Linked DNA regions of Homo sapiens: regions 2 and 3 are each linked to region 1. Evidence: read pairs that join two places in POLR2A ChIA-PET (ENCODE). Cell type or tissue: PC-9. All regions are shown on one strand. Each heading gives the region's core, and the rest is flanking DNA. Links, peaks and the distances in the headings are about the cores only.

The links. Peaks named below come from ENCODE experiments on the same cell type or tissue, not always from the same donor. Only the 100,000 strongest peaks of a DNase experiment are listed, where the experiment ranks them.
Region 2: POLR2A ChIA-PET joins it to region 1 with 10 read pairs; 12 of 35 experiments call an interaction of 5 or more read pairs at or near these places.
Region 3: POLR2A ChIA-PET joins it to region 1 with 13 read pairs; 14 of 35 experiments call an interaction of 5 or more read pairs at or near these places.

What each region holds. Positions count from the first base shown.
Region 1 is chr10:23,341,357-23,349,664 of GRCh38, reverse strand. C10orf67 (chromosome 10 open reading frame 67) reads left to right here and starts at 4,868. Exons shown (of 16, transcript NM_001371909.1): 1 at 4,868-5,096. The coding sequence starts at 4,891. C10orf67-AS1 (C10orf67 antisense RNA 1) reads right to left here and starts at 5,708. Exons shown (of 2, transcript NR_155752.1): 1 at 5,575-5,708; 2 at 4,504-5,241. RefSeq lists a silencer at 3,451-3,745. In PC-9, for the core only: no CTCF peak of the experiment used is centred there; DNase peaks (open chromatin) are centred at 3,584 and 4,924; H3K4me3 peaks cover 2,030 bases; H3K27ac peaks cover 2,214 bases.
Region 2 is chr10:23,417,375-23,425,682 of GRCh38, reverse strand. No RefSeq gene overlaps it. Among named protein-coding and RNA genes, the nearest start is that of OTUD1, 18 kb to the left of the region's middle. In PC-9, for the core only: no CTCF peak of the experiment used is centred there; a DNase peak (open chromatin) is centred at 3,442; H3K27ac peaks cover 3,964 bases.
Region 3 is chr10:23,428,005-23,436,312 of GRCh38, reverse strand. No RefSeq gene overlaps it. Among named protein-coding and RNA genes, the nearest start is that of OTUD1, 6.9 kb to the left of the region's middle. RefSeq lists an enhancer at 3,094-4,156. In PC-9, for the core only: no CTCF peak of the experiment used is centred there; DNase peaks (open chromatin) are centred at 3,412 and 3,922; H3K4me3 peaks cover 1,094 bases; H3K27ac peaks cover 3,028 bases.

The DNA.
Region 1 (8,308 bases), core at 241-8,240:
CATCTCAGAACCATACATTCCTGATTGGCACGTTGGTTATAGCATAATCTACGTAACAGACGTGTAATACCTTTTAGTGTAGACTGAAGAATGCCCAGGTAGATTAACAGACATGGTAACAATAACAAACTTGGGTTTCACACTACCGTATTCTATGTCTAACATTCCTCTCTAGTTCTCAAAATTGCTAAATTTGAATTTTAGTACTACATTTCTGAGACAGAGTTTGAAGCTGCAGGATGATAAAGGGCGCTTAATATCGCAGATGCAGAAGTGTTAATAAGAGAGCCATGCTGACTGCCTGGTAAAGTGTGACTTGGTGGTACCTTGTGGGGATGCCTTGACTCTGAGTCTAGTCCTCATGTAGACAGCTCTAAACACTGTATTTTATCAGTTTATTCAGGTGAGACTACAGGGGAACATTCACACTAGCCAAAATCACATTTGCTGTCTAGATCAAGACTTTCTTGGCATCTATGTACCCAAGAACATGAATTAGTTATTTGCATGTTGCCCTGTGACACTAGAAAAAGAACAGAGAGAACCAGATGGTCCTACGGGCACTTTATCCAAGTTATTGTGGAAAAACCTCACGAATGTCCTGCTTCTCAAGAGAGTAGATCCTTCTAGGGTCTGATTAAATGGGGCCCCAGGAAGGATCTCTGCCTGATAAATTCTTATTAACTACCTTATTCACTGATTCTAAGATATACAGTTTTTCACTTTTTTTTGACGGGGGAGGGGGGGTTGCCTACAGAGTCTCTGTCGCCCAGGCTGGAGTGCAGTGGTGCAATCTCAGCTCACTGCAACCTCTGCCTCCCAGGTTCAAGTGATTCTCCTGCTTCAGCATCCCAAGTAGCTGGGATAACAGGTGCATGCCACCACACCTGGATAATTTTTGTATTTTTAGTAGAGATGGGGTTTTGCTATGTTGGCCAGGCTGGTCTCAAACTCCTGGCCTCAGGTAATCTGCCCACCTGGGCCTCCCAAAGTGCTGGGATTACAGTGTGAGCCACTGTGCCTGGACAGTTTTTCACATTTCTAACATAAAATTTTGGTGTATCATTTTGGTATATCCTTGAAATTGTAGTGTATCATATAGCCCATGGTGTGTCAAGGTATAATCATAGTTGGCAAGTGTTTTTTTCTAAGTGGCACAGAAAATAAAGACACATCCTAAAGGATGCAATCTTAGACGGCATGAAATATGGTGACTGCCCTTGTATTACTCTCCAGACTTTGACTTGTCCTGAACCGCCTCACCCTAAATTCCAATATGTGGGTGACAGTTTTCCTAGGTTATGTTCTAGGCACTAGGATCCACTCTGGTCATTTGAACAGACTGGAGATCGCCCAAACTTCCCTCAGCAGTAAGTTTACAAATTCTCTCTCAGGTGGGCTCACTTCTGCAGACAGCTAAGCCCTACCATTTATTTATGTATTTATTTATTTATTTGAGATGGACTCTTGCTCTGTCATCTAGGCTACAATATGATGGCACGAACACAGCTCACTCTATCCTTGACTTCCCAAGCTCACGTGATCCCCCTGCTGCACCCTCTTGGGTAGCTGGGACTCTGGGTTCTTGGCTAATTTGAAAAAAAAATTTTTTTTTTTTTTTTGGCAGAGATGGGGTCTCCCTATGTTGCCCAGTCTAGTCTTGAACTCCTGAGCTCAAGCAATCCTCACCTTGGCTTCCCAAAGTGCTGGGATTACAGGCCCAACCCACCCCTGCCATTTTCTTCACGTTCACTACTATTTCTTTCTCTCTTTTTAATTTTTTGTAGAGACAGAGTCTCAATGTTGCCCAAGCTGGCCTCTAGCTTCTGGGCTCCGCCCACCTTGGCCTTCCAAAGTGCTGGGATTACAGGCGTGAGCCACACGCGGGCCTGCTCTCTTTTAAACAGTGATGATCTAAACTTAGCTCCAAATAGAGGAAATCCTTTACTCCAGTGCTCAAGGACATTTGGCGGCAAGGATCCAAATTCCACATCCACAGTTGCGCCTGCCCCAAACCCCCTACTGGGCTTGTCATCTTGGTTTTCAGCTTTAGTCGGCTGACAAATGCTTATTGATAGACTTTCACAGAGTGGATATGCTGTCTCACAGCAGCAAAATTTAAGACATTAAAATGATCTAGTCTCAGGAGTTTTGCCATAAAGGATTTAGTAGCATTATATTGCCCTGGCTAAGAGCCTTACTATGTCCTTCCAAAGACTTTATTTAAGAACTTTGGTTGTGGATGAAGCATGACATAAAACAAGTTTACATAACAGAGCCTCCACCACATAATCATATATTATAGCTGGTGATAAAAGAAAAATAAGCACTTCGCATGTGATGACGCTCTAGAAAGAATTTAAATTACAAACCTAAACTGAAACCTCTTGGCTCTTATTAGACTATAGAACTGATACTACCCAACTGGAATACATAAATTACTATGTTTAGAGTCAGCACTTGACTCTTAATCAAATTCTCATGCTAGTTAATCTGAGATGTTATCACTTTTAATAACTGGTAGGCGATATTTTTATATAAATACATATTCTATTTATACCTGTGGTATGTCAGAGAAGCACTTCAAATTTTAAAATTGTGCCTGAAGTCCTATTAACTGAACAAGTAAAAACAATGTTAACTTATGAAATGTTCAATTTTTTAAAATTGAAATCTTTATTTATTTATTTATTTTGAGACAGGGTCTCACTCTGTCGCCCAGGCTGGAGTGCAGTGGTGCAGTCTCGGCTCACTGCAACCTCTGCCTCCCGGGATCAGGTGATTCTCATGCCTCAGTCTCCCAAGTAGCTGGGATTACAGGCGTGCATTACCATGCACAGGTAATTTTTGTATTTTTAGTAGAGACAGGGTTTCACCATGTTAGCCAGGCTGGTCTTAAACTTCTGACCTCAAGTGATCTGCCTGCCTCCGCCTCCCAAAGTGTTGGGATTACAGGCATGAGCCACCGAATCCAGCCAAAACACTGACATCTTTAAACAATGTTTTCCCTAGTAGTGGTTTAGGAAGAAGGAATAGAGTCCTTCAAAGGCCTAGTTGGTATTTCTCTTGCAGTTGCCTCATGCATGTGCTGCGTGTTTTTCTGCTTTATAGATTACCCCAACTTTGAGAAACATTCATTATCCAGTTTTTACTTGTGAGAAAATAGAGGCTCTGAAATGTTAACTTACTTGCCCAAAATTCTAAATCGAGTAAGTTTCAAAGCCTGTATATATTTAATATTTACTGCAGAGTTCATGAGCTTTCCACTAAAGCCATCAATGAATTTAGCATGTGATAAAAGAGGCCTGGATTTAATATGACAAATGTTTTGACCACATCAACGCCAGTTACTACAGGTGAGAATCTGATCTGAAATAAACAATTTTATAAGCCGGAACACCTGTGAGATAAAATACAGGTAACTGACAAGAAGAGAAGTATTATGTAGTTAACGGTTTCAAAAACAATCATCATCATAGCGTGGTCTCTTAGACACTGAAATCTGAAACTCCTTGATATGCTATAGCAAGGTTTCAAACAAAGATGTTCTGTTCAATGCATGTTTTTGTGGGATGGCGTAACTATGCAGACTATATCAGTCAACAAATGCTGTACAGAGCTGACCAATGACTCATGAAATCTTCTGTGCGATCTCTCTCCTCAGTTTCAAACGATTCATTTATAATTGCACTAGGAAAATAGCCAACAGCTTGTCACATTCTTTACACTGTCTTGGCCCAGCTCTAAACAGATAGGTTTTGAAATTTTAACTTAAAATTTTAATCTTTATTTTAAAACATGTATATACATTGTGGTAAAATATCACTTAGGAAAAAGAAAAGTTATTGTAGATATATAAATTTCTTTCTTTTAAAATACCTTTTGATTATATAATAAAAATTCCCCAAATAAAGTCTGAAGTTAGAGTTTGTAATTAAAAACCTCCAAAGAGTAAAAGTAACTCTTTTTCTCTTCTCTCTTCATCTCCCCCCCAAAAAATAAGCCTTCACAGAAGATGATTTTGGCATTGGTTATGATGTTTTATTGGCATTTGGGGCTTTTAATCTTTGTCTTTAAACATAATAGTAGTGATAATGCTACAGTGCTTTTCTTTTCCTGTTTTGAGCTTCTAAATCCAGCTAAGTTATTTTCACTTACTGTTACAAGACAGAGAAGAGGCCGGGCTCTGTGGCTCACGCCTGTTATCTAGCACTTTGGGAGGCCGAGGGGGGCAGATTGCCTGAGCTCAGGAGTTAGACTAGCCTGCACAACGCGGTGAAACCCCGTCTCTACTAAAAATACAAAAAATTAGCCTGGCTTGGTGCTGTGTGCCTGTAGTCCCAGCTGCTCGGGAGGCTGAAGCAGGAGAATTGCTTGAACCCGGGAGGCGGAGGTTGCAGTGAGCCCAGATCGCGCCACTGCACCCCAGCCTGGGCGACAGAGCGAGACTCCGGCTCCAAAAAATAATAATAATAATAATAAGAGAGAGGAGAAAAAACTTATTTTTCTGTAGATAATATATTGAAATGCAGATGTAGTATAGACAGTTCTAAACCAGACAATGACATTTTAAAAATAAATTTAGCCAGTCGTTTACAGAAAAACAATGACATACTGATATTAGAATAGGTGTCTCCTATTAGTTGACAATGAGTGATACATAATTTAAAACTAAGGATGACAACAGTTTCACTATTAACTCTTATTATTGTAGAAACCTGGTAAAATTGAATTCCACACTAGATGGTATAGTTTAAGACTTAACGCCTCACATTCTGACCTCATTAAATAGAAATCTGTTTAATCTCTGCAAGGAAATATTTTGTCCAGGAACGCCTACGTTTGTGGCAGGTGGAGACAGCTTATTAGGCAGCCTGCTCTCCTCTTATGATGGCCTTGGTCCGGGATCGCAGGGCTCATTATGTCATGAGCATAGTTATTAGATGGGTTCACTGCTTTTCCTCCTCCTTGAGGGGGACCTTTGGCACACGCTGGGAGGCCATGAAAGCCAAGGCCACCGAGCTGCGGGTCTGCTGCGCGCGTAGGAAGCGAGAAGCTCGGGAATTCAAGCCCCCGCAAATGCGCGGGTCCACGAGGTAGGCTGAGCTCCGCGCCTGGGTAGAGGAGGAAGCGAGCAGGGTCCAGGGGCACGGCGGGAGGCTGAAGGGTTATTTACGGGGGTGCAGCTTTCCTCTGGGGTATCGCAGCAGCCTCCAGGCTGTGGGAGTCTTGTGGGGAAGCCTTGAGGCAGGCGGGACAGTGAAAGCGCAGCGGGGTGGCTTGGGAGCCCGCCCCGCCTCCTCCTCCCCCTCTCCACTCCCCTCCTCCCGCGCGTGCTCCCTCCCCATCCTCCTTTCCATCTCTTCCCCCTTCCCCCACTCCTTCCCCCTCTTCCTTCCCTCCACACCTCCTCTACTTCCTTTCCCTCTCCCCTTCCCCCCCATCCCCAACCTTCTCCCTATCCCCCTCCTCCCCATCTCCTTCCCCCTTCCCCTCCCCACCCCGTTCCCCACCCCCCTCCACTCGCGGCCCTCCCCGGCCCCCGCCCACGGATTCCCGCGCTTCGCCGGTTACCTGGGAGTCGCCATGGCAACGGACGCCGGGTTCCCGACTCCGACTCAGGAGAGCGAGCGGCTCCGCGGGAGGCGCACGTCCGGGGCTGCAATGGCGAACTGGGGCGACTCGCCTGAGACAGAGGAGGGCCGGAAGATCATGGAGGGCCTCGAGGCCTCTATTGAACAATTCCAGTTCAACCCCAGGTGACCAGCGGGAGAGGCAGTCCCCGCCGGCCCGCCCCGGAGCCCTCGCGCCCCGGCCCTCGCTCAACGCCTTTCCAGGCCCCTTGCTCCAGCCGCTGGGCTTCAGTTTTTTGTTTGTTTTTCGAGGGGATCACTGTCCGAAAAGAGCTGCAGTTTTCACTTCTTCAAGTGTATAGCTGGACACTAAGAGCACGGACTCTGGAGCCAGACTGCCCGGATTCCAGAATCTTGGCGACCCTCTCACAGGGGCCGTGAGTTAGGCGACTGACTGCTCTGTGCCTCAGTTTTCTCAGCGGGAAATAATCGTTCATGAATGATGAAGAGTAGTGCCTGCTTCATAGATCATAGTGAATATTAAATGAGCTAATCTAGGACACAGTACCCGTCTTAGTCCCCTCGGGCTGCTGTAACAAAACAACATAGGCTGGGTGGCTTATAAGCAACAGGAATTTGTTTCTCCCAGTTCTGGAGGCTGGGAAGCCCACTGGCAGATTCCAGGTCTGATGAGGGTCCCTTCTGCACAGACAGTACCTCCTGGCTGTGTCTCCACATGGTGCAACGGGCAAGGGAGTTTTCCCCCACGTCCCCCACACCCGCTCCCACCCTGCTTTTAGAAGGGCACTAATCCCATTTATAGGGCTCCACTTTCATGACCTAGTCACCTCCAAAGTCCACACCTGCTAATATCGTCATCTTGGGGGTTAGGATTTCAACATGAATTTTCAGGAGACACACTCAGACCATAGCAGAATCATAGAAGTGTTTGCCGATGTCATTATTTGCTATTCCTTGATCCTTGTTTAAAACCCGTCCCTTTCATAATCCTTTGCCCCCTGTGTTCTAGCTTTGTTGTTTATTTGGATAATGTAGAGCTGATGTTTCTGGGAAAATGCAAATTTCTTTCTAAAAACCTTTTCAAATCAGTAGGTAGCCAGAATTAGCTTAGCTGCTATGGGAGAACTTACCGTTGTATAAGGCAGGGGCCTCATGGTGCCAGGTGGGCTGGCTTAGGGGCAAGCCCCTCACACAGACACAGCTCCAGGGTGAGAAGAAGGGACCACAGGTGTCCTAGCCCAGCAGTGGGACTGACCCAGTGAGGCAATGCTCCTGGGCTGGGCTTCCCCAGCTTCACTGTATTCAATGGGTACGTTTGTTAAAATGGGTCAGGGTGCACGGGACCTGGTCTAGTGGTGGTTGTGAATAGCATTTATTAGAGGCAGCACGTGATAAACACCAGAGGCACACAGCGTCTACCCTGTTCTAGTGTTTGCTGATAGGAATGGTGTCCTGCCCTGGACTCCTTGGCATTCCATGGTGGGGTAGCTCCCAAAAAAAAATGCACTTGCCAGGCTCAAGAGCAGACCGATGGTGCCGGGTGCTCTTTGGCTGAACAAAAGAACCACTGATGCCCATATTCCTTCCTCTTCACCCAAAGTACTAGGGCGACTGAGCTGGTGCCTGGGTGTGAATGAGAGAGGCTCAGGTGCTGAACGTGGTCCACAAAGCAGACGAAAGCCCGGCCTTTGTGGAGTTTGCATCCTAGTCAGGAATTGATGATGAACTAGATAAACAAGTAAACTATGTAATAAGTTAGATAGTGGTTAGTGATAAGGAAGAAACCGAACATGGGGAGGGAGAAGAGGAAAGTGAGTAAGTGTGTGAGAGTGTGTGTGTGTGTGTGTGTGTGGCAAGTGGGGAGGGAGCTGTGATTTAATTTTTGTTTTGTTTTGTTTTGTTTTTTAGAGTCAGGGTCTCACTCTGTCACCCAGGCTGGAGTGTAGTGGCACAATCATGGCTCAGTGCAGCCTTGAACTCCTGGAGTCAAGCGATCCCTCCACCTCAGCCTCCTGAGTAGCTGAGACGACAAGCACACCCCAGCCTGCCTGGCTAATTTATTTTTAATACAGGGTCTTGCTGTGTTGCCCAGGCTGGTCTCAAACTCCTGGGCTCAAGCAGTCCTCCAGCCTCGGCCTCCCAAAGTACTGGGATTACAGGCATGAGCCACCATACCCGGCCTGGACTGCAGATTTTAGAAATGGTGATCAGGGAAGGCTTCACTGAGAAAATGACACTGGGGTGAAGACTTGCAGGCTTGAGGGGGGAGCCCTAAGGATCTATCAGGCTAGCAAGTGTTCCAGGCAGAGAGAACACTGGGTAGAAAGATGGTGCCTGGATGTCCTAGGAGCAGCAAGGAGGCCAGTGTGGCTGGAGCAGAGAGGGAGAATAGTGGAGGTGAAGTCAGAGGGAAGGGGGACGGTGCCTGTGGCGAGGGACTTTAGACTACCTTAAGGACTTCAGCTTTTACTTTGAGATGGGAAGCCATGAGGGGATTGGAAAAGAGGAGTGACATGATTTGATTTATCCTTCAATGGGATTACTCTGACGGCTGTTTAGATAATAGACTATAGTGAGGACGAGGGCAGAAACAAGGAAACAGGAGACTATTACAATATTCCTCATGGAAGATGACCATGGGGTAGCAGTGGTTGGAGGTCCGGAGAGACTGTGATGAACAGGTAGAATGGAATTGCCAGTAACCCGGATGGGGA
Region 2 (8,308 bases), core at 172-8,171, 76 kb before region 1:
CCCTTGCTGTTCTTGTGATAGTGAATGAATTCTTAGGAGATCTGGTTGTTTAAAAGTGTGTGGCATCTCCCTGCTTTGCTCTCTCTACGTGTTTGCATCCTCTTCACCTTCCTTCATGATTGTAAGTTTCCTGAGGCCTCTCACCCATGCTTCCTGAACAGCCTGCAGAACTGTGAGTCAATTAAACTTCTTTTCTTCATAAATTACCCAGTCTCACATAGTTCTTTAGAGCAGTGTGAGGGTGGACTTATACCAAGTCTAACAAAATAGAGTAAAAATCAACAGCATATTAATTCTTTATTGTTATGCAACAAATCACCCCAAAACATAATGGCTTAAAATGACAATACATATTTACTGTCTCTTCAATTTTTACAGATCAGAAATTCAGAAAAGCTTGGCTTAGTGGCTCATGAGAACAGAGTCTGATGTCAGCAGAGGCTGCGGCCATTGGGAGGCTTGACTGGGGCAGGAGGTTCTGCTTCCAAGGTGGCTCACCCCAACAAGTGTGGGTTGTTGCTGGCTGTTGACACATGGGTTTTGCCAGGACTGACTGAGTGTTTTCACGGCATGGTGGCTTGCTTCCCTGAGAGCCAGGGATTCAAAAAGGAGGAATGCAAAAGATTTGATGCCCTTTATGACCTAGTCTTGGAAGTCACACAACATCACTTCCACCACATGGGTCAGCTTTGACTCAGTGCGAGAGGAGGCTATACAAGAAAGTGAGGGGTGAGGGTAAAATGAAAGTGTATGCCATGAGGTAAAGAATACTGGGCGCCATCTTGGAGACTAGCTATTATAAAAATAAGGAAAATAAACAGGGTGAATCCAGTCATAATAACTTAATTGTACATTTAAAAATAACTAAAAGAGTATAACTGGATTGTTGGTAACACAAAGGATAAATGCTCGAGGGGATAGTATCCTCTTTTCCATGACGTGATTATTACACATTGCATTCCTGTACCAAAATATCTCCTGTACTCCATAAATACATATATGCCTACTATGTACCCAAAAAATTAAAAGTTAAAATAAAAAATAAGGGGAATACAATTAGAAGGGAAACAGGACTTTTCCTTTACATAATAATGGATGGAGGATATCTTAAGTCTGATATATTGGGGTTGTTCAGAAAAGTTGGGAGCTACTACACAAAAGGTCTGAGGAACCTAGGACCTAGGTCTGGATAGAAAAGAAAGGTTGCCAAGAGTGGTAGCTCATGCCTGGAATCTCAGCACTTCGGGAGGCTGAGGTGGAAGGACTGCTTGAGGCTGAGAGTTCAAGACCAGCCTGGGCAATATAGTAAGACTTTGTCTCTACAAAAAAAAATTTTTTAATTAGGCCGGGTGCAGTGGCTCACATCTGTGATCCCAGCACTTTGGGAGGCCGAGGCTGAGGTCAAGAGATCGAGCCATCCTGGCCAACATGGCAAAACTCCATCTCTACTAAAAATACAAAAATTAGCTGAGCATGGTGGCATGTGCCTGTAGTACCAGCTACTCAGGAGGCTGAGGCAGGAAAATCGCTTGAACCCAGGAGGTGGAGGTTGCAGTGAGCTGAGACCACGCCATTGCACTCCAGCCTGGTGACAGATCAAGACTCCATCTCTAACAAACAAACAAACAAACAAATTTAAAATTAGCTGAGCATGGTGGTTTACGTCTGTAGTCTCAGCTACTCAGGAGGCTGAGGTGGGAGGATTGCGTGAGCCTGGGAGGCAGAGGTTGCAGTGAGCTAATGTCACACCACTGGACTCCAGCCTGGGTGATAGATTGAGACCCTGTCTCAAAACAAATGAAAAGAAAACAAAGGGCGATGGCCCCCAATAGAGGCTAGTTCCTTGGGATATATTTTGGGAAAGTGGAGGGTGGGAGAGAAAAAGCTGAAGGGAAGGCAAGGTAGGATTTGGACCAGGCTCTTTTTTTTTTTTTTTTTTTTTGAGACAGAGTCTCACTCTGTCACTCAGGTTGGAGCACAGTGGTGTGATCTCAGCTCACTGCAACCTCTGCCTCCTGGGTTCAAGAAATTCTCCTGCTTCAGCCTTCTGAGTAGCTGGGACTACAGGTGCGTGCCACCACACCTGGCTATTTTTTTTTTTTTTTTTTTTTTTTTTAGTAGAGACAGGGTTTCACTGTGTTTGCCAGGATGGTCTCGAACTCCTGACCTCATGATCTGCTTGCCTCCGTCTCCCAAAATGCTGGGATTACAGGTGTGAGGCACCGCGCCCAGCCAATGGACCAGCCTCTTCTTCAAAGCTTAGATCCCAATGGGATGCTTCAAATTTCCGAGATAGTCTTCCTTTATGTCTCCAAATTCATTTCGCCAAAATAGAAGGAGATTCAGGGGCCCTTCAGTACTATTCAGATTCTACAGAATAGTAAAATATGAACTAGTAAAACTTGTGAATACATCTTCATGGATGTGGCACAGAATGAAGAACAACAACTGAACTGGCACAACAAGGCTGTTCCTTACACCAGGTTGCATTTTTACCTAGCTAGGCCCTATAGAAACAAGAATCCTATGAACAACATCAGAGCTACTGTTGCATAAAGATAGGAAGGGAAGAACTAACTACTACTGACTGCTTAATATGCGCTAGGTGCTGGGCTAGGTGGTTTCTACAGACTGATCATTTAATACAATTCTCCATTCTCCACATTTCTTCTCTTCTCCCTTTCCTTTCCTTTCCTTTTTCCTTTCCTTTTTCCTTTCCCCTTTCCTTTCCCCTTTCCTTTCCCCTTTCCTTTCCCTTCCTCTCCCGAGACAGGTCTCTCTCTGCCACTCAGGCTGGAATGCAGTGGTGAACAACTATCAAAACCTGCCACCTTTAACTACTCTGACCAGTTTCCACTATTTCAAAATGTGCGGCCTGAGCAACACGGCGAGGCCCCATCTCTACAAAAAAAATTTTAAAAATTAGCCAGGAATGCCGGGCGTGGTGGCTCACGCCTGTAATCCCAGCACTTTGAGAGGCCAAGGCGGGTGAAAAATGAGGTCAGGAGATTGAGACCATCCTGGCTAACACAGTGAAACCCCGTCTCTACTAAAAATACAAAAAAATAGCCAGGGGTGGTGGCGGGTGCCTGTAGTCCCAGCTACTCGGGAGGCTGAGGCTGGAGAATGGCATGATCCCCAGAGGTGGAGCTTGCAGCGAGCCAAGATCACGCCACTGCACTGCAGCCTGGGCGACAAAGTGAGACTCTGTCTCAAAAAAAAAAAAAAAAAAAAATTAGCCAGGTGTGGTGGCCATGCCTGCAGCCCTAGCTACTTAGGAAGCTGAGGCAGGAGGATCACCTGAGCCCCGAGGTCAAGGCTGCAGTGAGCTAGGATTGCACCAGTGCATTCCAGCCTGGGTGACACAGTGAGACCCTGTCTCAAAAAAGAAAGAAAAAAGTGCCCAGAAATGATTGTAACTTATAGATCATACCTTTTAAAGGAGTTTCTTCCACTTCCTTGTATTTTCCCCATTCCCAGCAGACAGGAACGTTGTTTGTGGTGTTGAATCAGCTTTGATAATGTAGATAAGAAACATAATTTATGGCATGGAAAAACCCAAGTCTGCAGATGACCACATGAAGTGGCCTACTTAAAAGTTCTCACATGAACTTTTAAGTGAGAGAGACATAAATTAAGGTATTTTATTTAAGCCACTCTTCTTTGATCTTACAGAAGCTAGACTAGTACTCTAATAAATGAACTTGTCAAAGATCACGCAGTAACAAGGAGCAGTCCTGACATATCCTTGCTTTCCAAGTTCTACTCTATCACCTCCCACCATACACCTTGACAAGGAGATGTACTTGCCAAAAAAAAAAAAAAAGAGAGAGTTATTTTGGCTCCCAATATTCTTATATATTCAGTTTAATAAATATCTGAAAATGAGAGTTCATTCTGTCAATTTTGTATCCTATAGAGTGGAGAACCAAAACTATGTTTCTTCCAATGTTTTAATACAATAAATCCCCATTATGCTAAATATTAAACTTTTTAGATTTGAGTTCTGCTTATGCACTGTTTTGAGGTTCTGACTCATATTTTTTCTTTCTCTCAATCTCTCTCTCTCTCTCTCTGTCTCTCTCTCTCTCCCTCTCTCTCTTTTTGAAACAGGGTCTCACTCTGTTGCTTAGGCTGGGGTGCAGTGGCACAATCATGGCTCACTGCAGCCTCAACCTCGTGGGTTCTCAAGTGACTCTCCCAGCTCAGCCTCCTGAGTAGCTGAGACTATAGGTGCACACCACCATACCCAGCTAATTTTGAAATTTTTTGTTGAGATGAGGTCTCACTATGTTGCCTAGGCTGGTCTTGAGCTCCTGGGCTCATGTGATTCTCCTGCCTCGGCTTTCCAAAGCGGGGAGATTACAGTCATGAGCCACCGTGCTCAGCCATGATTCATTTTCTGTGCCACACAATCTATCTGTGGGATATAAAATTTATTGGTTGTTTTCAAATGCAGTGTTCTCTGAGTATATTTTTCTTGTAACCTTATACATGTGATTACCATCATGCCATCTTTATATAACTCTTCCTATTCATACTAAAACCAGAAACATACACAGCTGATAAGGCTGGGTGCGGTGGCTCACGCCCGTAAGCCCAGCACTTTGGGAGGCCGAGGCAGGTGGATCATGAGGTCAGGAGTTCGAGACCAGCCTGGCCAACATAGTGAAACCCTGTCCCTACTAAAAATAAAAAAAATTAGCTGGGCATGGTGGCAGGCGCCTGTAATCCCAGCTACTCGGGAGGCTGAGGCAGGAGAATGGCTTGAACCCGGGAGGCGGAGGTTGCAGTGAACCGAGATTGCACCATTGCACTCCAGCCTGGGCGACAGAGCAAGACTCTGTCTCAAAAACAAACAAACAAACGAACAGAAACAAACAAACAAACAAAAAACACATACAGCTGATATTCAGCTAACAGCTACTGGTATAGTCATACAGATTGGAAATAAAATATTGAAATACTTCCATATTCGTTGGTGAACAGCCAACATCCTATGGCTTCCAAGGTCCCCAGATGTCCTTGTGCCTGTATGGTCCCTCTCTTAGATCTCTGAATCTACACAGCACTCAGAAACCAGCAAGGAGCCTCCAGCTCCATGACCTGAATTCTTTCTGATATTAATAAATATTAAAAATATTTAATATCATTTCTGGGAGCATATCTAGCCTGTGGCTTGCAAAGTAACTTTATGAGAATTTCTATAGCTAATCATTTCAATAATGCCTTTGAAAAAGCTATCAGTAAAAGATGCTATCCTTCTGATAGCTTTATGTCTTTTCAAAACCTTTATGTATAGCTTCATGACTTAAGGTAAACATTTGTAGTAGTTTTTTTTTTTTTTTTTTTTTTTTTTTTTGCGACAGAGTCTCACTGTGCTTCCCAGGCTGGAATGCAGTGGCATGATCTTGGCTCACTGCAACTTCTGCCTTCCAGGCTCAAGCGATTCTGGTGCCTCAGACTCCCAAGTAGCCAGAACTACAGGCGTGCACCAACACGCCCAGCTAATTTTTGTGTTTTTAGTAGAGATGGGGTTTCACCATGCTGGCCAGGCTGGTCTCGAACTCCTGATCTCAGGTGATCTGCCTGCCTTGGCCTCCCAAAGTGCTGGGATTACAGCTGTGAGCCACCGCGCCTGGCCCATTTGTAATATTCTTCCAAGGACTTTCCACTGAATCTCCACTAACCTCAGTACACACACACAATTATTAAGCAAACATAGTTATTTCCCTGCACTATGAGAAAATAGATTAAACATAAATCAAACCTACTTACTATAGTTTAACCATTTTTTTCCAAATAATTCTGTGTTCCCAGAATGAAAAGTGCCCTGTTTGTTTACATTGTGAAATCATCATCTCTTTAGCCAAGGTTCACACTTCATATAAGCCACACTTGTGCTGGTAATTATGGAGCAAAGCCCTATTTAAGCAAACAAAAATGTTTCTCTTTTCTGCTTTCTATTTTAATTTGTAAAGCTTTTGTTGTCAGCCACAGTGATCTTACTTGAAACATATGTTACAAAGTGTATGATGTAAAACATTTAGCAAACTATTTGACATATTCTTTACACAGGGAATGGTTAGCAATCATTATTGTTATTATCATCATTATTATTATATCTCTTAAGCACAAATCTCATACTGTTATCCTTCTGCTTAAGATCCTATGTGACTCTGTCACCCAGGCTGGAGTGCAGTGATGCGATCATAGCTCACTGCAGCCTGGAACTCCTTGGCTCAGGAGTTGACCCACCTCAGCCTCCCAAGTAGCTGGGACCATGGGCAGCATGAGAAGCCACCGTGCCGGGCGTCATTGCTTTTCTTAATACAGTTTGCAGTGTTCTTGGTGACCAGGTCTAGCTTCCTGTTCAGCCCTCTTCTCTCAGCACTCAACCGTGTGTCTCTCCTTTATCTTCCACTCATAGGAAACAACATTATTCCCCCTAAATAGGCCCTGTCTCTTTAATCTCTAGGCTTTTGTACATACTGTTTCCTTTGCTTGGACGTTCTTCATCTGCGTAATGCCTGTTCATCTATAAGGTCTCAATTTCAATGATGCTGCTTCCTTGCAAGTCTGCCTCTCGTCTACATTTATAACAGCCTGTGCTTAACAGCCCATGAACGTACCAAGCCTTATAAATGCATCATGCAGTTACTTGCCCATTTCCTAGATTACAGACTCTTCAGGTAAGGAAATGATGGTTATCTTTTCCCTGTTGAATCTTCATTTGGGCTTTCCATTAGTACAGTGATTGTTGAATAAATCAACATTTAAATCACGTAAATCAACGAACTTACATTTTCTCATAAGAACAATACATTCTTTCAGTTTGAGGAAGTTTACATATATCCAATAAGACTCAAACCAAAACAGAAATATGCAATTACTATGTGTAAATATATGAATGCCTCTTACATCTTTCTTTTCATTTCAGGGCCTACAAAATGGTGGAAAGGATATTTATTCAATCGTATTGAATTTTGAGGGCTGGAACAAAGACATGATTATAAATGTATGAAAGGCAAATAAACCTTGGGACACCAAAAATCACTGAGCTAAAGGGAAAATCAAGCTGGGAACTGCTTAGGACAAACCTGCTTCCGTTTCTTTTCAAAGTCATCCCTCTGCTCACTGAGATAAATGCATATCTAATTGCTTCCTTTGGAAAGGCTAATTAGAACCTCAAGATAATGCAAACACTTTTGTCTTATTTACCCTATGCCGTCCTGCCTTTGTTTTGAGTTGTCCCACCTTTCTGGACCTAACCAAGGTTCATCTTACATATGTTGATTGATGTCTGACATCTCCCTAAAATCTGTAAAACCAAGCTGTGCACTGACCACCTTGGGCACATATTGTCAGAACCTCCTGAGGCTGTGTCATAGGCATGTGTCCTTAGTCTTGGCAAAATAAACTTTCTTTCTTTTTTTTTTTTTTTTTTTTTTGAGACAGAGTCTTACTCTGTAGCCCAGGCTGCAGTGCAGTGGTGCAATCTCAGCTCCCTGCAACCTCTGCCTCCCAAGTTCAAGTGATTCTTGTGCCTGAGCCTCCCAAATAGCTGGGACTACAGGTGTGTACCACCACACCTGGCTAATGTTTTAATTTTTAGTAGAGGCGGGGTTTTGCCATGTTGGCCAGGCTGGTCTCGAGCTCCAGGTCTCAAGTGATCTCCCCACCTTGGCCTCCCAAAGTGTGGGGATTACAGGCGTGAGCCACTGCCCCTGGCCAGATTCAAAGATTCTCTGGTTGGCAACCGGTTGAAAGAGTCATTATCTGAAGATCTGGGATCAATAGAAAGGAGTATCTGGGTTAAGATGAGGGGTTGTGGAGATCAAGATTTTATCATGCAGAGGAAGCCTCTACGCAGCAGGCTTCAGAGCTCTTATCAGGCCTAAAAAGGGGCCAGGCTGTTAGTTAATTCTCTTTTGGACCAGGGAAAAAAATCCAGAAAGGGAAGGGGATTCTCTACAGGACATAGACTTTTCCCCCACAAGAGACAACTTTGCAGGGCCGTTTCAAAATATGTCAAAGAAATATATTTTGGGGTAAAATATTTCAGTTTCTTTCAGGGCCTGCTATCTGTCCTGTGATGCTAAACTGGAGTCAGGTTGGAATTTGCTGTCTTATTGCTATAAAGAGTCTGCTTTGTCAGTCTTAAGATCTCTGATTTAACATTAATGCTGGTCAGTCATGCCTGAATTCTAAAGGGAGGAGGGTGTCATGAGACATGTCTGACTCTCTTCCCATCGTGACCTGAACTAGTTTTTCAGGTTTCTTTGGAATGCCCTTGACCTAGAGTCAG
Region 3 (8,308 bases), core at 172-8,171, 87 kb before region 1:
TTTTTTAAAAAAAACTGTGCAAAGAAGCTGAATCCTGTGTCTTTAGATAAACATTAAATACATCCAATTAAGCTAGAAAAAACAATTCCTAGGCTAGGAGCCATGGCTCATGCATATAATCCCAGTACTTTGGGAAGCTGAGGCAGGAGGATCACTTGACCCCTGGAGTTTAAGAGCAGCCGAGGCAACATAGCAAGACCCTGTCTCTACAAAAAATAAAAAATAAAAGAATTAGCCTGGCATGGTGGCACATGCCTGTAGTCCCAGCTTCCTGGAAGGCTGAGGGGGAATAATTGCTTGAGCTCAAGAGTTTGAGGTTGCAGAGAGCCATGACCACACAATTGCACTTTAGCCTGGGTGACAGAATGAGGCCCTGTATCAAGGGAAAAAAAAGAAAAGACAGACAGACAGTAGCAAGTGTTGGAGAAAATGTGAAGTTAAAATCTTCATACGTTGCCTGTGAGATTGTAAAATGACGCAGATACTTTTTAAACAGCTTAGCAGTTCCTCAAAATGTTACACATAGAGTTAACCATATGATCCAGTAATTCCACTTCTAGGTATATAACCAAGAAAAATAAGAACATATCTCCATACAAAAACTTGTATATCAATATTCATAGTAGTAGTATTCATAATATCCAAAGAGTAAAAACTACCCACATATCCATCAAATGATGAATGGATAAACCAAGTGTGATACATTCAGACAATGGAATATTATTCAGCCATGAACAAAATGAAGACACATGCTACAATATGGATGAATCTTCAAAACAGGCTAAGTGAAGAAAGCCAGATGCAAAAGGTCACATACTGTATAATTCCAGTTATATGAAATGTCTAGAATAGAGAATAGGCTGAGGTGAGGAGGGAATGTGGAGTGACTGCCAAAGGGCGTGGGTTTCTTTTGGAGTGATCAAAATGGTTTGAAAATAGCTTATGGCTGTTCGAGGGGCTCATGCTTATAATCCCAGCACTTTGGAAGGCCAGGGTGGGTAGATCACTTGAGTGCAGTAGTTTGAGACCAGCCTGGGGAACATGGCAAAACCCCATCCCTACAAAAAATACAAAAGTTAGCCAGGCATTGTGGCACACACCTGTAATCCCAGATGCTTGGGAGGCTGAGTTGGGAGGATCCACTGATGCTGGGAGTTTGAGGCTGCAGTGAGCTGTGATTGTGCCACTGCACTCCAGCCTGGGTGACAGAGGAGACCCTATCTCAACAAAAAAAGAGAGAAAGAAAGAAAAAAGAAAATGGGTTATGGCAGGGCAAGGTGGTTTATGCTTGTAATCCCAGCACTTTGGGAGGCTGAGGCAGGAGAATCACTTGAGCCCAGGAGTTTGAGACCAGCCTGGGCAACATTCAAGACTCCATCTCTACCAGTAATAATAATAATAATAATAATAATCAGCTGAGTGTGGTAGTGTGCACTTGTAGTCCCAACTATTCAAGAGGCTGAGGCTGGAGGACCACTTGAGCCCAGGACTTTGAGACTTTGAGATCGCAGTCAGCTATGATCCTGCCACTGCCTTCCAGCCCAGGTGACAGAGCAACCCCTTGTCTCCAAAACAAACAAACAAACAAACAAACAAAAAGTTGCTAGTTGCACAACTCTGTGAATATACTAAAAACTACTGAATTATACATGTGAAGGATGAATGAATTCTATGGTATGTAAATCATATCTAAATAAAAGCTGTTTTTAAAAACCTTACCATGAGCCAGGTACTATGCTCATTGCTTGAGATAAAAAGATAATTATATTTTAACCATAAATGTCTCAGCAGCAACAATACTTATTTTGTGACATTATTGCATATATCATGGACAACATTTTATATATCTTAAAGATTTTTTCTGACAAATTCACAGTACTCTATATGATAGCTTAAATGTAATTGTTTAAATGATATAAGTGAGCTGAAGCTTACTGAAGCCAAATCATTCATGCCCAGATAAAACGGATATTTAGGGCACTAGACTAGTAGAAATGCTATTTGAATTTATAATTTTTTTATAAACTTTTTGTGTAATCTTCATGATATAAAAAATACTTTTACATTTTGTAAAGTAAACATTTGTTGAGCATTCCATGAAGCATATGGGAATTGTACACAGATATGTCATATTTTTAGTTTCGTTGGTTCTATGTGTGGTTCTCTGAGATTCTGAAAAGTGCGCAGAATATTTTCTGAATGTTGTCAAATAAAAATAGTACCTCAGCAATAAAGGCAAGCATCTTGGGAAGTGATGTGTGGAGTTGATATATATTCATTCTTTGTGTTCTGTTGGACTGACAATTTAAAGTGAAAAAATAAATAAATAAAGAGCATCATGTCATGGAAACACCTAAATATTCTTTCTCCAGCTCATCTACCAAGGCTGACGTGTCACCAGCTGGAAGTGAAATTACCAGGCAGAAGTGAAAGCTACCCTTAATTATTTAAATCTATGGCTCTTCCGAAATTGAATTTATGTATTACTTGCATAACTTGAACATTATACTAAAGAAGAGAATCACTGAAAATTCTATTATGTAAAGACCTCTTAACTCCAGAAACTTTAAATCAATATATGATAACTAGATCAAACAATCAGTAGATGTTTGGGTTTTTTATATATATATACACACATATGAAAAAAATATATATATGTATATTTTTTTTTCCCCAAGACAGAGTTTCGCTCTTGTCGCCCAGGCTGGAGCACAATGGCACAATCTCAGCTCACTTCAACCTCTGCCTCCTGAATTCAAGCAATTCTCCTGCCTGAGCCTCCCAAGTAGCTGGGATTACAGGCGTGTGCCACCACCACGCCCAGCTAATTTTTGTATTTTTAGTAGAGACAGGGTTTCACCGTGTTGACCAGGCTGGTCTCGAACTCCTGACCTCAGGTGGTCAGCTTGCCTCGGCCTCCCAAAGTGTTGGGATTACAGGTGTGAGCCACCATGCCCGGCCTATAATTTCTTATTTTCTTTCTTTCTTTCTTTCTTCTTCTTCTTATTTTTAAATAGAGATGGGGTCTCGCTCTGACGCCCAGGCTGGAGTACAGTGGCACGATCTCAGCTCACTATAACCTCCACCTTCTGGGCTTCAGTGATCCTCCCAACTCAGCCTCCCAAGTAGCTGGGACTACAGGCATGCACAACTATGCTGGGCTAATGTGTTTGGTTTTTGTAGGAGAAAAAAATAGGACAAAGTATGGAGAAAAGACTGTGACAAAAGGATAATCATTGACTCTCGAGTTTAGGCTTAGAAAAGGCGCAGATCCTTTTGATAAATAGCCCAAAGGGTCATCCAGTGATTAGCAACAGGGTTCAAATCTGTACTCACACAATGGCATTCTTCATCTTGTGGATCCGATTGACTGTTGAGAGAAGTCAAGTCTGTTACTCAACAGGGAGGTTTAAATGACATAATTTAAATAGAGTGATCATTTCCCATACACAGCCTTGACTCATTCCAGCATATGGTGAAAGAGAGGAGCCCCAAAACCTCAAGTGTTGCCGGAATTCAGTTAATTTCTATTAGAAAAGGAGAACAGTAGACTAGAACCATCTTGTTCTGTGCTCTGTTGCCTGCTTCTAGTTGCCTTAACCGATACTATGGACAGGTCTGCTAACAGTAACTAGGCCTGCACAGGTTTAAATAGAAGTATAATCATATGTCCCTTGTTTGTAAATAGCTTAACATAAAGTAGGAAAAACAAGACACCCGCACACACCCAAACGTTGAATAACTGCAGTAAATGCAGAAATCTGTTACCAAGGATGATTCTAACATAACTCAGTTGGCTGTTTGTGTGGCAACATTTTAAAAATCCACAATCTTTGTAATGTTTACCTAGTAGCTAAATGTCTGTAAATAAGTGAACGTGATAACAATATGACTTACCCCTCCTAGAGACCATAAGGGTGTTTCTGTGGGGAGCAGGCAACAGCCACACCCCACCCTCCTTCTATATGGGTAGAAGGCCAGACTGAGAAACACACCCTTCATGACTAAGAGCTCAATTGTAAAAATGCCCAGATATTATAAAACTATTTTACCAAGACTTAAGGAAATGAGAAAAGAGGACCAGGCACAGTGGCTCATGCCTGTAATTCCAGCATTTGGGGAGGATGAGAGGGGAGGATTGCTTGAGACCAGGAATTCAAGACCAGCCTGGGCAACATGGCAAAATCCCATCTATACAAACAGTATAAAAATTAGCCGGACATGGTGATAAGTGCCTGTAGTCCCAGCTACTCAGGAGGCTGAGGCTGGAGGATTGCTTGAGCCCAGGAGGTTGAGGCTGCAGTGAACTATGATCATGCCACTGCACTCCAGCCTGGGTGGCCAAAAAGAAAAGGAAAGAAAAAGAAGAGAAAAGAGGATAGATATTAAGTTACTTTAATATTGCTTTTTATTTAATTTAAAAAAGTGTGTTAAAAAATTAAAGCAATGCACATGTGTAAAAATAGAAGTAAAATTCCTTTACATCCCATCCCATCTCCCTCATCTCCCACTCCAGTGGTAACTACTGTTTACATTTATTGTATATATTTTCAGACTTTTTAATACGCATATATAGATTATATATATCATACACATGTGAGCAAAAATTTGGCATTACAGGATTATATGGTACATATTTTCTCTGCACTATACTTTTTTCTTTACTTAATTAGTATATACTGGACACGTTTCATGTCACAATATGTAGCTCCACCTTATTCTTTTTTTGTTTTTGTATTTAATTTATTATTTATTTATTTCGAGACAGGGTCTTGCTCTGTCACTCAGGCTGTAGTGCAGTGGTGCAATCATGTATCACTGTAGCCTCAACCTCCTAGGGTCAACTGATCCTCCCACTTCAGCCTCCAGAGTAGCTGAGACTACAGGTGTGTGCCACCATGCCTGGCTAATTTTTTTTATTTTTAGTGGAGAGGAGGTCTCTCTATGTTGCCCAGGCTGGTTTTGAACTCCAGAGCTTGACCGATCCTCATACCTCAGTCTCTCAAAATGCTGGGATTACAGGCAGAGTTTCTGCTAATGAGGTGACTTAGGGTGGGACCCCTGATTAGCCCCAGGATGGGGCTGATCAACAGAAAGAGCAAGTGATTAGAGGATTAGAGGGTCGAAAGTTTCAGCCCCACCCACCAACTTCCAGGAAAGGGGTTGTGGGGGACACTGGAGATTAAACTTCATAAAAACTCTTGGACAATGAAAGCTCTATTCTCTCTCCTCCATACTTCAGCCTCTGTATCTTTTCATCTCTATTCTTTGTAATACTCTTCATTAATAATAATACACTAATAAATGCAATTATTTCTCTGAGTCCTGTGAACCATCCTAGCAAATTAATCAAACCAAAGTAGGGGATCATGGGACCCCCAGATTGCAACCAGTCGGTCAGAGGTATAGGTAACAACCTACTACTTGCAATTGATGTCTGAAGTGAGGTCAGTCTTGTGGGACAGAGCCCTCAACCTCTGGGATCTGACTCTAACTCCAGGTAGATAGTGTCAGAATTAAACTGAATTATAGGACACCTAGTTGGTGTCCACCACAGAACTGCTTGGTGTGTAGAGAAAAACCCCTACACCTGGTCACAGAAGTGTTCTGTGTTGAGTAGAAATTGCAGAGAAAAAATAATTGTTTCCCTTTCACAGGAACGTATTTTTTTCCTTAAGAATCTTCTTGATGGTTGAAATTATAAATGTAACTACTATGAAGCCAACACATTGTTTTAAATGTAAATAGTTTTTATGGGATTTATTATTATGAAAATAATACATGGTCATCACAAAAAAGTCGAAAGCTATAAATAAGCAGAAGAGAGAGAGAAACAATTTTTTAAAAATAGTCCTCCCAGGGTCTTGGTGTGGTGGTTTATGCCTATAATGACAGCACTTTGGGAGGCAGAGATGGGAGGATTGCTTCAGTCCAGGAGTTTGAGGCCAGCCTGGGCAATGTGGCAAGTCCCTGTCTCTACAAAAAAAACCTTAAAAATTAGCCGGATGTGGTGGCATGAGCCTCTTGTTCCAGCTACTCAGGAGGCTGAGGTGGGAGGATCCCCTGAGCCCAGGAAGTCAAGACTTCAGTGAGCCATGTTCCTGCCACTGCACTCCAGCCTGGGCAACAGAACAAGACTCTGTCTCAAAAACAAACAAAAAAACTCACCCAGGACTGGGCGCAGTGGCTTACATCTGTAATTCCAGCACTTCAGGAGGCAAAGGCAGAGGATCACTTGAGACCAGGAGTTTGAGATCAGCCTGGTCAACAGAGCGAGACCATGTCTCTACAAAAAAATTAAAAAATTAGCCAGGCATGGTGTGGCACACCTGTAGTCCCAGCTACTCAGGAGGCTGAAGCTGAAGAATAGCTGGAGCCCAGAAGGTGGAGGCTGCACTGAGCTAGGATCACACCACCGCACTCCAGCCTGGCAGATAGAGCCAGACGGTATCTCTTAAAAACAAAAACAAAAAAACACCACCTATAAATGTGACAACTTCTTCTTCAATTATATCTGTATCAGCGGTTCCCAACCACAGCAGTTTGGCAAGGTCTGGAGGCATTTTTTGGTTGTAACATCTGGAAGGAGAGCTGCTCCTGGCATGTTGTGGGTAGAGATCGATGATCTGCTAAAGATCCTATCCTGTATAGGACAGCCCTTTACAAAAAATAATTATTTGTCCCAAAATGTCAATAGTACCAAGGTTAAGACACCCTGATACACACACACACACACACACACACACACACACACACACACACACACACACACACATACATACTGACTTTAAAAAAAAAGGGATACTATTCTGTCATCTATTTTTTACTTGATATGTCAAAATATCTTTTATGTTAAAAATACACTTCAACATCTTTAATAGCATTTAAATAAATGAGTTATTCTTGAGTATTTTAGAAATTTTGTAGCATCCCTACATAAAGACATGTGTATGTTTGTATAACTGAGATGTTTCATAAAATAACATGCATTGTTACTACCTATACTGCATTCTATTTTATATTCCATTTTATTCCTTATTTTAAATGTCAATTATAACTTAAGTTCATTTCATGGCCCACTAATGACTGTGACTTGGAATTTGAAAACCAATGCATTACAGCTTCAGTTTTACTCTGATAGGTTATTGTATTTACAGTACAGGCCAACTCTCACTTCAATACATTTTCTGAGCAAATGGAATCATTGAAAAACAATGCAATTTTTTAATGTGTTTCTTTAAGTAACCTGTAATTTATGTTCTGAACCAGTACATTTTTAGAGTAAAAAGGGTTCTTATTAATAATTATTTCAGATATCAGGTGTAAATTGGGAGTGCCTAGAAAATATAGAATATATGATCAACCTATTAATAACTGAGATGGAAAATAGTTATTTTCATTTTTCTCTATTTCCTCTTATAGCATTCATTCCTCTATCATACCCATGAACACCTAGGATCTCTGATATTTGGTGAATGTCTTATAATTTGCTAATGTAAGCTAGAATCGGGACCTTCAGATTCTACTCCCAGCCTCAAAACTAATTGTTTGACTTTGAACAGATCATTACATCTCCCTGGCTCTTAATTATTCCTTCTACAAAAGAAGGTTTAATGATCTCCATGATTTCTTTCAACCTTAAAATTATATGACACTTATGCTGTAGGAAATGATATGGAAACAACTTTTAAAAGCTTAGAGTGTAAATGGGATAACTAAATTATGAAACATACTGGCCTTCACCAAAATACAATTTCTTAGAACTTTTAGAACATTTCAATACAAATGCCTGCATAATACCCGGGCTGGGCTCAAAGAGCAAGCAGCCAGATGGCTAATAACGTTGGAGACCTCAGAAGTGTTCCCTTCCTCTGCCTACCCAGCCACAATTCCATGAAAAGATAAGAGTACCCTGATGATAAGTAAGAGTAAGTTTCCCAGAAGAAACACAGAAAAACACCGAGAAAGAGAGAGAGAGAAAAAGAAAGAGAGAGAGAAAAAGAAAGAGAGAGAGAAATAGAGAGTCTAGGATTGGAGAAAAGTATGCTAAGAAGTTAAGTGAGAGGTTGACTTCACAATTTTGTTAGAAGTGGACCCTAAATAAAATCATGGCTGCTGAATAGATTAATACTCATACTCATGTTGAATGACACATAGCCCATAGAGTTGTTGTTTTGGGGTTTCAGGGGTTTTTTTTTTTTTTTTTTTTTTTGAGACAGGGTCTCTGTCATCCAGGCTGGAGAGCACTGGCATGATCATAGCTCATAGCACACACAGATTTTTTTGTTTTGTTTGTGTGTTTGTTTTG